Regions from separate parts of the Homo sapiens genome. Here region 1 is linked to region 2. Evidence: read pairs that join two places in POLR2A ChIA-PET (ENCODE). Cell type or tissue: HepG2. All regions are shown on one strand. Each heading gives the region's core, and the rest is flanking DNA. Links, peaks and the distances in the headings are about the cores only. Region 1 has its middle 11 kb from the start of GEMIN6. Region 2 overlaps GALM (galactose mutarotase).

Region 1 (6,810 bases), core at 2,814-5,313, 100 kb before region 2:
CAACCAAACAAACAGAAAAGATACAGGGCAGCAACCAAAACATCAACAACCTGTTCCCCCAGATAGTTCAGCCTCTTTGCCCCATCTAGGCTAGCCCCAGAGCTGCTCCTGAGTCAGTTCATGCCTGGCTAATTGACTAAATAAGCCAGGACACAGGGCTCCAGTTGAGACAGCTATGATAAGGGATGGCTTAGAATCTAGTCACCTAGATTTTTTCACCTCTTTGAATTTTTTAGGAGAGAAATGGCAACAAAAACCATTATGAGGCATTTGTTTGGAAAACCAACTTCTAAGGGGTGGTCTTAGAAATTCAGCCCAATCTCATAACTACTAGCAATGAAAATCAGTGTTTAAAATGATCCCTGATATGCTACAAACACAATATTGAGAAGTCAGGTATAATAATACATAATTGTGTCAGGTGCGGTGGCTCACGCTTGCTATCCCAACATTTTGGGAGGCTGAGGCGGGTGGATCACGAGGTCAGGAGGCTAGGCACAGTGTAGCCAATATGGTGAAACCCTGTCTCTACTAAAAATATTTTAAAAATTAGCCGGGCGTGGTGGTATGCACCTGTTGTCCCAGTTACTCAGGAGGCTGAGGCAGGAGAATCACTTGAACCCGGAGGCAGGGGTTGCAGTGAGCCGAGATTGTGCCACTGCACTCCAGCCTGGACAACAGAGCAAGACTCTGTCTCAAATAATAATCATCATCATAATAATATATTATTATTATTTAATAAACATTCTCAGCAAGAGCATTTCAGTGAGGTGTCATTAATTATTCCTTTATTCAGAAAATGCAGTTACTGCTACCTTCTCCATCCTAGGTTTTACTGAAAATGGCCTGAAGGAGTTATTTTTCTTCTATGTTGAATGAATTTATACTATAGAGATTATCCATGTCTGGTTTTCTTCCTTAGAAAAAACATGAACATTTTATTCCTCATAAAAGACATGAATGTTCAGGTGGACAAAAAGAAAATAATAATAAAAGACAGAATAGCAGCCAAGAAGGTCCATTTATGTCCTGAGATTCCACTTTGAGGAAGTGTTGCTTCATTCCATCCTTTGGTTCCTCTTTTTTTTTTTTTTTTTTTGAGACAAGGTCTCACACCAATGCCACTGGAGTGCAGTGGTACGATCACCACTCACTGCAGCCTCAACCTCCCTGGGCCCAGGGGATCCTCCTGCCTCAGCCTCTGGAGCAGCTGGGACTACAGACATGTGCCACCATGCCCAACTAATTTTTTGTACTTTTTGTAGAGTTGGGGTTTCACCATGTTGCCCAGGCTTGTCCATCCTTGAGTTTGAAATGTATTTTAACAACAATGCCTGTTAACCTTTCAAATAAGACTTTATTTGTCCATAGAGATTAACAAATACGGGGCCCTATCCTGTACAAAGAGTTTAAAGAAGTTTCCTCACCCGGGAGACAATGTAGGGGTTCTTTTATTTTTCTGTTTTTTGAGACAGGGTCTTGCTCTGTAGGCCAGGCTGGAGTGCAGTAGTGCAATCTCTGCCTCTCGGGCTCAAGTGATCCTCCCACCTCAGCCTCCTGAGTAGGTGGGATTACAGGCATGCGCCACGATGCTGGGCTAATTTTTTTTTTTTTTTTGTACTTTTAGTAGAGACGGGGTTTTGCTGTTGCCTAGGCTGGTCTCCAACTCATGGGCTCAAGCAATCCACCCACCTCTGCCTCCCAAAGTACTGGGATTATAGGCTTGAGTCTCTGTACCCAGCTCAATGTAGTTTTTATTTGTTTTAAACAAATGGTTCTCAAATGGGGGCAGTTTTGAGGGGGCAGGAAACATTTGGCGATGTCCAAAGACATTGTTGGTTTTCACAGCTTGTGGGGTGGGAGGTGCTACTGGCATCTAGTGCTTAGAGGCCAGGGATACTGCTGAATATCCCACAAGGCACAGGATACCCAAAGAAAAAATCACTCGGTCCAAAATGCCAATACAGCCAAGGTGAAGAAAACCCTGCTTTAAACAAAATGAGATAAGTAATCACTAACAAAGCCTAATAGCTATTAGGTGTAAATTATGCCCATAGACATCTCTGAAAATGAAAATATATTTTGAACTACAGAAAGTGAAAATCTCGGCTGGGCGCAGTGGCTCATGCCTGTAATCCCAGCAGTTTAGGAGGCCGAGGCCGGTGCATCACCTGAGGTCAGGAGTTCGAGACCAGCCTGGCCAACATGGTGAAACTCTGTCTCTACTAAAAATACAAAAAAAATTAGCCAGATATGGTGGCACACGCCTGTAATCCCAGCTACTCAGGAGGCTGAGGCAGGAGAATCGCCTGAACCCAGGAGGCAGACGTTGCAGTGAGCAGAGATCATGCCACTGTACTCCAGCCTGGGCAACAGAGCAAGACTGTCTCAAAAAAAAATAAAATAAAAATATAGTGAAAATCTCTGCCAAATCAACTCTAATAAATATGTACTGTGTGAATAAGAGCTTGTGTGTACATTTTGTTCTTATCAAGAATTCTAAGTACTTAAGAATTTGAAGAAATTATATGTACAAATGAGAAAAGCCTGGCACAGATGAATAGGGATACATTTACTTTAAAAACATGTTCTACCATTAAATTTTGTTTTGGCTTTTTACCAAAAAAACCACTTTTCTTTTGTTTTTGTTTTTGAGATGGAGTCTCACTCTTGTCACCCAGGCTGGAGTGCAATGGAGCAATCTCAGCTCACTCCAACCTCTGCCTCCTGGGTTTAAGCAATTCTTCTGCCTCAGCCTCCCGAGTAGCTGGGACTACAGGCACCTGCCAGCATGCCCGGCTAATTTTTATATTTTTAGTAGAGATGGGGTTTCACCATGTTGGCCAGGCTGGTCTCAAACTCCTGACCTCAGGTTATCTGCCTGCCTCGGCCTCCCAAAGTGCTGGGATTACAGGCATGAGCCACCGCGCCTGGCCAGAATCACTTATTTTGAAAATGTGAAGACATGACTTGTATGTGAATGCTACTACTGCTAAACCTCTGCACTACAAAATTCAAGTTGTCACACTTAGGCCCACATTAAAATGTTTAAAACACACCCATGCACACACACACACACACACCCTGTTACTTTATCTTTGAACAAAGTCCAACCTAGTCGACTTTGGCCAATATGCTTTTTTTTTTTTTTTTTGAGTCGGAGTCTCGCTCTGTCGCCCAGGCTGCAGTGCGGTGGCACAATCTCGGCTCACGACAAGCTACGTCTCCCGGGTTCACACCATTCTCCTACCACAGCCTCCCGAGTATTTGGGACTACAGGCGCCCGCCACCACACCTAGCTATTTTTTTTTTGTATTTTTAGTAGAGACGGCGTTTCACCATGTTGGCCAGGATGGGCTCGATTTACTGACCTCGTGATCCGCCCGCCTCGGCCTCCCAAAGTGCTGGGATTACAGGCGTGAGCCACCGCGCCCGGCCTGTTTTGTTATTTTGTTTTGTTTTTTTTTTTTGAGGCAGAGTCTTGCTCTGTCGCCCAGGCTGGAGTGCAGTGGCGTGATCTCTGCTCACTGCAAGCTCCGCCTCCCGGGTTCACGCCATTCTCCCGCCTCAGCCTCCCAAGTAGCTGGGACTACAGGCGCCCACCACCACGCCCACCTAATTTTTTTGTATTTTTAGTAGAGACGGGGTTTCACCATGTTAGCCAGGATGGTCTCCATCTCCTGAACTCGTGATCCACCCGCCTCAGCCTCCCAAGGTGCTGGGATTACAGGCTTGATCCACTGCGCCCAGCCTGTTTTGTTTTAAAGTATATGACTCTAGAGGGTTATGAATGTAGAATTTTTTTTGTTTTTTGTTGTTTTTTGTTTTCTTTGAAAAGGAGTGTCACCGTGTCGCCGAGGATGGAGTGCAATGGCATGATCTCAGCTCACTTCCGCCTCCTGGGTTCAAGCAATTTTCCTGCCTCAGCCTCCCGAGTAGCTGGGATTACAGGCACTCACCACCACGCTAATTACCACCTGGCTAATTTTTAGTAGAGACGGGGTTTCACCATGCTGATCACGCTGGTCTCGAATTCCTGATCTCAGGTGATCCACCCGCCTTGGTCTCCCAAAGTGCTGGGATTACAGGCATGAGCCACCGCACCTGGCTGACTGTAGGATGTTTAAAGTGAAGCCTGATTAAAAACTTTAGTTCCTAGGCTCAGTAACCCTTCTCCTATAGCGTGAACTGGAAAAATCCGTTTGTTTGAGGACTTGATTATTAGTAGGATTACCAGACAGAACAGCAAAGACATGCTATGCTCCTTAGAAGACAGATGTCTTTACAAATCAGGAGCCATGCTATAGGATGGGCACCAAGGGACTATCCCATGTGGTAAAGAAACTCATCCACTGATTATAGACCAAGAGCAAAACAATTAGTAATTAGAAACGTTTCTGTTAATGCTGCCCTTCTGTCTCTGAAATTCACCTGTGCACCTTCCCATTCAAACTCCAGCTCTTGCTATTACTTCTAGCTCATAAATATTTATACCATCCTTTTTTACAATAAGCATGACTAAGACTGAATTAACTGAAGCATGAAATCTGATTAGTTAACAAGAAAGCCACCGGGCACGGTGGCTTCACGCCTATAATCCCAGCACTTTTGGAGGCCGAGGCAGGCTGATCACCTGAGGTGAGGAGTTTGAGACCAGCCTGACCAACATGGAGAAACCCCATCTCTACTAAAAATACAAAATTAGCTGGGCGTGGTGGTGCATACCTGTAATCCCAGCTATTCGGGAGGCTGGGACAGGAGAATCGCTTGAACCTGGGAGGCGGAGGTTGCGGTGAGCTGAAATCACGCCATTGCACTCCAGCCTGGGCAACAAGAGTGAAACTCCATCTAAAAAAAAAAAAAAAAATCCAATTGTCCAGTTTATAACTAATGTTTGCCACTTGGCTAGTTTGAAACCCATATTGGGGTTGCAAAAATGCCCTCCATGTTTATGCTTATAATTTATTTCGCTCCCTCCTTCCCTCTCTCTCTTTCTTTCTACACAGTGTCTTGCTCTGTTGCCCAGGCTGGAGTGCAGTGGCACAATCTCAGCTCATTGCAACCTCCGCCTCCCAGGTTCATGTGATTCTCATGCCTCAGCCTCCCGAGTAGCTGGGATTACACGCGTGAGCCACCACGCCCAGCTAATTTTTGTATTTTTTTGTAGAGATGGGGTTTCACCACGTTGGCCGGAACTGCTGACCTGAATTGATCGACCCGCCTCGGCCTCCCTAAGTGCTGGGATTCTAGGTGTGAGACACTGCACCTGGCCTTAAAATTTCAATTTAACATATTTTAAAGAAGTGCTATGTGTCAGTCACCCTGTTAGGAACTCAGAATACAAAGATAAATAGGGATACATGAGAACAGAGAAATAAAGTTTATTTGAATACTTTTTTTTTTTTTTTGAGACAGAGTTTCACTCTGTCGCCCAAGCCGGAGCGCAGTGGTGTGATCCTGGCTCACTGCAACCTCCACCTCCCAGGTTCAAGTTATTTGAATAATTCAATCTGGACCATAATTTAGCCTCCAGAAGGGTCTGAAGAGTATGGATGTCTGTTGAAATTAAAAGGGAGCTAAGGGATTCAACCAAGTCTCTTAATTGTGCTTTTTAAGACTTTCTCAGGCAGGGCTCTGTGGCTCATGCCTGTAATCCCAGCACTTTGAGAGGCCGAGCTCAGAAGTTCCAGACCATCCTGGGAAACATAGTAAGACCCTTCCTCTACCAAAAAAAAAAAAAAACTTTTTAAATTAACTGGGCATGGTGGGTGTGCCTGTGGTTCCAGCTACTAGAGAGACTGTGGTGGGAGGACTGCTTGAGCCCAGGTGTTCCATACCAGCCCTGGCAACATAGGGAGACCCTGTCTCTAAAAAAAGAAAAATGTAAAAATTAGCCAGGCATGGTGGCGCCCGTAGTCCCAGCTACTCTGGAGGCAGAGGTGGGAGCCCAGGAGGTAGAGGTTGCAGTGAGCTGAGATGGTGCCACTCCACTCCAACCTAGGTGACTGGGTGAGACCCTGTCTCCAAAAACAAACAAACAAACAAACAAACAAAAAACAAGCACCATTAAGAACATACAAATGAGAGAGGCTGGGAGAAAATATTTGCAAATCACTTATCTTCTTTTTTGAGAGGCGTGATCTTGGCTCACTGCAACCTCCGCCTCCCAGGTTCAGGCGATTCTCTTGCCTCAGCCTCCCGAGTAGCTGGGACTACAGGCGCACATCACTATTCCCAGCTAATTTTTGTGTTTTTAGTAGAGACAAGGTTTCACCATATTGGCCAGGATGATCCCAATCTCTTGACCTCGTGATCCGCCCACCTCGGCCTATCCAAAGTGCTGGGATTACAGGTGTGAGCCACTGCGCCCGGCCAGTAAATACCCTATTTTAAAAATTAGTGCCTTCCTGGAAGAAGTTGCAAAAAAAAAAAAAAAAAAAGGCAAAATATCTCAATAAACGTTTCAACAAAGAAGATAAACAAATGGTTTAATATGCACATGAAAAGATGCTCAATATCCTTAGTCACGAGGGAAATGCAAAACGAAACCACAAGTAGATACTGCTTCACAACTTAACTAGAATGGCTGTCATCAAAAACAAAGGCCGGGTGTGGTTAGTGCCTCAAGCCTATAATCCCAGCACTTTGGGAGGCTGAGGAGGGAGGATCATTTGAGCCCAGTTCAAAACCAGGCAGGGCAGCACAACCAGACCTTCTCTTTGCCAAAAAAAAAAAAAAAAAGCCCATTTGGTGGCCTGCACCTGAAGGCGGGATTGCTTGAACCTAGGCAGTCACGGTGGCAGTGACCTA
Region 2 (6,810 bases), core at 2,834-5,333:
AGGCATTGACAAAAACTTTTAAAATCTTGTTTGGCTGATGGTCATGATTAAATATAATCAACTAAGTGGAGGTAGATAAGGCCTCAAAATAGCAACAGATAAATTTGGAAGAAACTTTCAAGTGTGCATGCATTTTCTTTTCTAAATAGAATATGAAGGTGAAAAGTCAGAGACCACAGTGGTTTGAAAGCCTTTTGGACCTTGGCTTATTAGTGGAGGTGTTTCTTCTATTCTTCTCACTTGCCAGGCAAACAGAAGAGCAATGACTGGTAACCAGGAACACACACATCCTGAGAGGTCAGGGTACTGCTCCAGGCTCACTCCTGGGGGTGCACCTGGCACCCCCCTCTAGCCCAGTTTCCACACAGAGGCCCCACTCTCTGCTCCATGACAGAAGCCCAGGTGTCAGAACCGCAGTCCCTGCTTTTGAGAATTTGCCCACCTCCTCCATGAAGATGCAGCCTGGCCTTTGCAGGGGAGTCAAAGGCTGGTGTACTGGTCAGTGTCAGAAGGCCTGGGGTGTAGTTCCAGCTCTTCCTGAGTGGTCCCAGGGAATTCATTTAACCTCATAGACTCTCATTTCCTTTGGTTTAAAATTGGGCTAATGAGGCCGGGCGCGGTGGCTCATGCCTGTAATCCCAGCATTTTGGGAGGCCGAGGCAGGCGGATCACCTGAGGTCAGGAGTTCGAGACCAGCCTGACCAAAAAGAAGAAGCCCCGTCTCTACTAAAAATACAAAATTAGCCAGGTGTGGTGGCACATGCCTGTAATCTCAGCTACTCAGGAGGCTGAGGCAGGAGAATTGCTTGAACCCGGGAGGTGGAGGTTGCGGTGAGCCAAGATCGCGCGTGCCATTGCACTCCAGCCTGGGCATCAAGAGCAAAACTCCATCTCAAAATAAATAAAATAAAATAAATTTGGGCTAATGATGCCTCTACCTTTTCCAGGGTCCTTGTGAATAACAGTGTAGGAAAGGTGCATTGTGTTGTTTGCAAATCGGCAAATAACTTTATACATGCATGTTTCTAGTACAAATATTATTTTATATTATCAATAGCAACATATTTTAAAGCTTCACACCAGAAGATGTGGAAGGGAAACCAAGTGAGGGCTTTTGCTCAGTGAATGCTCAAAGATGAGCTAAACTAGTGGTTCTCAATTGGGGATAATTTTGTCTCTCAGGGGATATTTGACATTTGACTTTTTTTTTTTTTCTGAGACCGAGTTTCGCTCTTGTTGCCAAGGCCGGAATGCAATGGCGCGATCTCGGCTCACTGCAACCTCCGCCTCTCGGGTTCAAGTGATTCTCCTGCCTCGGCCTCCCTAGTAGCTGGGATTACAGGCATGCACCACCACGTCTGGCTAATTTTGTATTTTTAGTAGAGACGGGGTTTCTCCATGTTGGTCAGGCTGGTCTCGAACTCGCGACCTCAGGTGATCTGCTCACCTCGGCCTCCCAAAGTGCTGGGATTACAGGTGTGAGTCACCGCACCCAGTACACATTTTTTTTTTTTTTGAGACGGAGTCTCACTCTGTCGCCCAGGCCGGAGTGAAGTAGTGTAATCTTGGCTCACTGCAGTCTCTGCCTCCCAGGTTCAAGCAATTCTCCTGCTTCAGCCTCCCGAGCAGCTGGGATTACAAGCGTGTGCCACCACACTTGGCTAATTTTTGTATTTTTAGTAGAGATGGGGTTTCACCATGTTGGTCAGGCTAGTCTTAAACTCCTGACCTCAGGTGATCCACCCACCTCAGCCTCCCAAAGTGCTGGGATTACAGGTGTGAGGCACTGTGCCCGGCCGACTGGTTTTTTTGAGACAGGGTTAGGACAGGTTAGCTGGAAACAGATTCTATGGTCTGAAAGACTGGCCCACACAATCCAACTGAGTAATTCTGAAAAGAAAGGTCAAGATTTTAGAGACCATGAGAATGCATGTCTAAACACGACAGAAACTGGTTTAATTACACCACTAGTAGGCTCTTTTTCTGAAAAACTACGATTCTCTTTTTTTTTTTTTCGGAGGCAGAGTCTTACTGTGTCGCCCAGGCTGGAGTGCAGTGGCGCAATCTTGGGTCACTGCAACCTCCACTTCCAGGGTTCAAGCAATTCTCCTGCCTTAGCCTCCTTAAGTAGCTGGGATTACAGGTGCCCACCACCATGCTAGGCTAATTTTTGTATTTTTAGTAGAGATGGGGTTTCACCATGTTGGCCAGGCTGGTCTCGAACTCCAGACCTCAAGTAATCTGCCTGCCTTGGCCTCCCAAAGTGCTGGGATTACAGACTTGAGCCACCATGCCTGTCCAGAAGAACTATGATGCTCTTGTTTTCTCCCAGTGGGTGTGTGCTGGGCAGGGGTATGAGTGGGTGGGGGACAAAGCCAGGGCAAAGGCCTCTCCTCTGCACTTTCTACAGCTCACTCTGCTGTGAGCTGGGGCAGCAGGTCCAAGATGGGAGAGGGTCTGTACCCCTGCCTAGAGCAGGTCTAGCCTAGAGAGGATGTCTCTTCTGTGCGGCTCTCTCTCCTGCCATCCTCGCATGCCTCAGGGTGGTGCCAGCACCTGGAGATGCCCCTGGGACTGTGGGAGAGGAGCTGAGGGAAGAGAATTTGGGACTACTGTATTTCCTTGGCCCTATTTGTTCACTACTCAGCTCAACACAGAGGGCTTTGGGTCAGTCGAGACAAGGGGTGTGAAGGTTGGGTTCCAGGCCTTGGTGGCGCTAAACTGGGAGCTGCAGCCCACATACAGAGCTGAATAGTGTTAGAAAAAGAGAACCCAGGTGGACCAAAGCACCTCCATACTTCCTGTGCACAAATAAGCCTGGAGGAACACAAGCTATGTAATGTCATCCAATGAGGACACCTGCAGGAGGCAAAGCCATTCTCCAGACTCCTGGCCTAGCATTAATTCAGGTCTTCACTCTGTTTCCTAGGTGCCTGCCTCCTTAGAAACAGAAGTATGCAGTACATATTCTTTGGTGCCTTGTTATTTCCACACAACATAATGCTACTGGGATCATCCATGTTATATTCCTTTGTATTGTTGAGTAGTATTCCGTTGTATGACTGTATCACAATTTGTTTATCCATTCTCCTGTTGATAGACTTCTGGGTTGCTTCCAGTGTTTTACTATTATAAATAAAGCTGCTTAGAAATTTCCACTTTCTGGCCAGGCACGGTGGCTCATGCTTGTAATCCCAGCACTTTGGGAGGCCAAGGTGGGTGGATCACGAGGTCAGGAGATCAGACCATCCTGGCTAACACGGTGAAACCCCATCTCTACTAAAAATACAAAAAAGTAGCTGGGCATGGTGGTGGGCGCCTGTAGTCCCAGCTACTCGGGAGGCTGAGGCAGGAGAATGTCGTGAACCCGGGAGGCGGAGGTTGCAGTGAGCCAAGATCGCGCCACTGCACTCCAGCCTGGGAGACAGAGCGAGACTCCATCTCAAAATAAGAAAGAAAGAAAGAAAGAAAGAAAGAAAGAAAGAAAGAAAGAAAGAAAGAAAGAAATTTCCACTTTCTGTGGTTTTTTTTTTTTAAGCACTAGAGAAATGAATCAACATGAAAATCACACTCCAAATAAACTGATGAGCCTGAGATTTAGGAAGAAGCCTAGGAGGAGAAGGAAAAGAACATTCATCAGGCACCCACCCTCTTAAGGGTCACTGGGTCACCAAGCAGTAGTAACATTCCTTCGTTAAAGAGATGCATGCTTTGTGGCCAGGCATGGTGGCTCAGGCCTGTAATCCCAGAAGTTTGGGAGGCCGAGATGGGCGGATCACTTCAGGTCAGGAGTTCAAGACCAGCCTGGCCAACATGGTGAAACCCCATCTCTACTAAAAATACAAAAAATTAGCCAGGGGCACGTGCCTGTAATCCCAGCTACTCCAGAGGCTGAGGCGGGAGAATCCCTGGAACTTGGGAGGCGGAGATTGCCGTGAGCCGAGATTGCGCCACTGCACTCCAGCCTGGGAGACAGAGTGAGACTCCGTCTCAAAAAAATAAAAAATAAAAAATAAAAATAAAAATGCATGCTTCTTTTTATGACTCTTCTAGGCTGGAAAAACGCAATGATCTACTCTGGTGGAATATTACTGTTGGAATCATTTCCTTTCAAGGCTGATGAAAACTTGGCAAGAAATGCTGATTCACAAACAGACCTTGAGGCCCATCTCTGGGTTCAGTGTTTGTTTTGGTTAACTTTGCTTGGCTGCTACCTGTTTGTAACATTAACCATTTATAGAGCCCATTATGATTTGCAGGGGACTTTAAAGACATTGTGCAATATCACTACCACAGCCTTAACTCAGCTCTCATCACCTCTAGCAGGAGGGTACAGACACTGTGGGTTACTACCCACAAGCCATGGCAACTCTTTTACCAGCAACTCTGTGCCCCCAGGCAGAAACTAGGCTTGTTGATTTATCCTATGCTAGACCAGATATTCAGGGAAGAGGACCCACCCCCGCTCCATTTCCAGAGGGCAAATTTTGACTGGTCTAAGCCAATCATCATGGCCTAATTCCCTTGCTGGCGATTGGGTTAGGCAGAGCATAGGCCACACTTCTGGCCAATGAGAAATCAGAGAAAGTTGGCTGGAGGGCTTCTAGGAAAAGCATTGCTTTTTCTTAAAAAGAGGACATTAGAGATATGAAAAATGGAATGGGTCTTTTTGTCTCTGGATGTGACTATATGAGGAGGTGATTCCTGGAGCTGTGGCCATGAGGGGACAAGCCTGAAGACAAAAGCCAAAATACTGAGGAAGCAGATGGAAAACTGGAAGAACCTGGGTCCTTAATGACATGTCTACCTGTCATGTACCACATGCTATTGCTTTTCATCTCGAATTCCCCCAGACCTGCTTTCATAACTCTTTCGGTAAAGTTTCTGTTGTTTTTTTGTTTGTTTGTTTTTATTGTTTATAAAAACACAGTCTCACTGTGTCATCCAAGATGGAGTCCAGTGGCGCAATCTTGGCTCACTGCAACCTCCGTCTCCTGGGTTCAAGCAATTCTCATGCCTCGGCCTCCTGATTAGCTGGGATTGCAGGCATCTACCACAACGCCCAGCTAATTTTTTGTATTTTTAGTGGAGACGGGTTTTTACCATGTTGGGCAGGTTGGTCTTGAACTCCTGACCTCAAGTGATCTGCCCACCTTGGCCTCCCAAGTGCTGGGATTACAGGCGTGAGCTGCCGCACCCAGCCTGTTTGTTTGTTTTTAGAGATGGGGGATCTCTCTATGTTGCCCGGTCTGGTCTTGAACTCCTGGGCTCCAGTGATGCTCCCACCTTGGCCTTCCAAAGTGCTGGGATTACAGGCATGAGCCACCACACCCAGGTCTTTAGGTAAAGTTTCAATAAAAAAAAAGTTATCCCAGTTTTGTGTTAGGCACAGGAAGGAACAGAAAAATAAAATAAAACAAAAAACGACCTGCAACCTACATACCTTTTATATTCTTTGACAAAGCCAGTTCTCCCCTCCTCCCCAGGTCTCCAACCCTCAAACTTAGAAGTGATGAGCAATACTTGGGCCCAAATAGAACAAAAATACCACTTATTAAATTTAAAAAACAAACAAAAATATATAAGATGAGCTGACTAATTTAAATATCAGGTTTTGAGCTATGTGCCTGGGGAGGGTTTGAGATATATGATAATGCTTCTCAAGGTATGGCAAGAGATATTCTGAAGATGCAGAGGCCCTTGACTCCAGGTCTGGCTTGGTGATCATCCACTCCTACCGGAGTGCCTTGGAAGGCTGGTGCCCCCATCCACCTTCAAACCTGAAGTTAGTGGCTGTGGATTCAAGCTACGCTTACTAAGATAGAGGTTGAAAATCCCTAATCTGAAAATCTAAAATCTGGGGCCAGGTGCGGTGGCTCACGCCTGTAATCCTAGCACTTTGGGAGGCTGAAGCGGGTGGATCACCCGAGGTCAGGAGTTCGAGACCAGCTTGGGCAACATGGTGAAACCCCATCTCTACCAAAAATACAAAAATTAGCTGGGCGTGGTCGTGGGCGCCTGTAATCCCAGCTACTAGGGAAGCTGAGGCAGGAGAATTGCTTGAACCCAGAAGGTGGAGGTTGCAGTGAGCCGAGATCGTGCCACTGCATTCCAGCCTGGGCAACAAGAGTGAAACTCCACCTCAAAAAAAAAAAGAGGACAATCTAAAATCTGAAATGCTCCAAAATCTGAGCTTTTTGAGTGCCAACATGACGCTCAGAAGTAGTCACTGGAGCATTCCAGATTTCGAGTTTTCAGATTAGGAATGCTGAACAAATAAGTATATATAACGCAAATATTCCAAAATCTGAAAATCTCCAAAATCCAAAACATTTCTGGCCTCAAGTATTTTGGATAAGGGATATTCAATCTGTGGTATACGGAAGGAAGTTCATTGACCGCGCTTTTGGGTGGGGTCTATGATCTAGGAAACTATTCAGCCTCTGAAAAGAGATTCAGAAATACCCGTCACTCCAAGTCCCTGCAGGATTGGAAGAGTCGTAAAAAGCCTTAGTAAACCTAACATTCCCATATTGTCTCCTTCATTGGAACACACTGGCAGATGGAATACTGCATGCATAATTTCTCTTTTTATTTCTAATCTATTCCTTTAGATCTCCCCTCCCTATTATTAAATAGGATGTCCTAAGTATGCAAAAAATGTAAAAAACAGAATTATCACCGAGTTTTTTACCTACATAAAACAATACTTTCTTCTATTTCTGTCGTTTGTTTCTGAACTTATTTTAAGAAGTAGATCCTCTTAGGTCTGAGGGTTTTTGTTTTGTTTTTGTCTTTTGTTTCGTTTTT

The links. Peaks named below come from ENCODE experiments on the same cell type or tissue, not always from the same donor. Only the 100,000 strongest peaks of a DNase experiment are listed, where the experiment ranks them.
Region 1: POLR2A ChIA-PET joins it to region 2 with 5 read pairs; 3 of 35 experiments call an interaction of 5 or more read pairs at or near these places.

The regions. Positions count from the first base shown.
Region 1 is chr2:38,786,220-38,793,029 of GRCh38, reverse strand. No RefSeq gene overlaps it. Among named protein-coding and RNA genes, the nearest start is that of GEMIN6, 11 kb to the right of the region's middle. RefSeq lists a silencer at 956-1,156 and an enhancer at 3,451-3,951. In HepG2, for the core only: no CTCF peak of the experiment used is centred there; no DNase peak of the experiment used is centred there.
Region 2 is chr2:38,682,918-38,689,727 of GRCh38, reverse strand. All of the region lies in intron 3 of GALM (galactose mutarotase), which reads right to left. LOC124905993 (a long non-coding RNA gene) reads left to right here. Exons shown (of 3, transcript XR_007086292.1): 3 at 4,054-5,845. Among named protein-coding and RNA genes, the nearest start is that of GALM, 20 kb to the right of the region's middle. In HepG2, for the core only: no CTCF peak of the experiment used is centred there; a DNase peak (open chromatin) is centred at 4,197.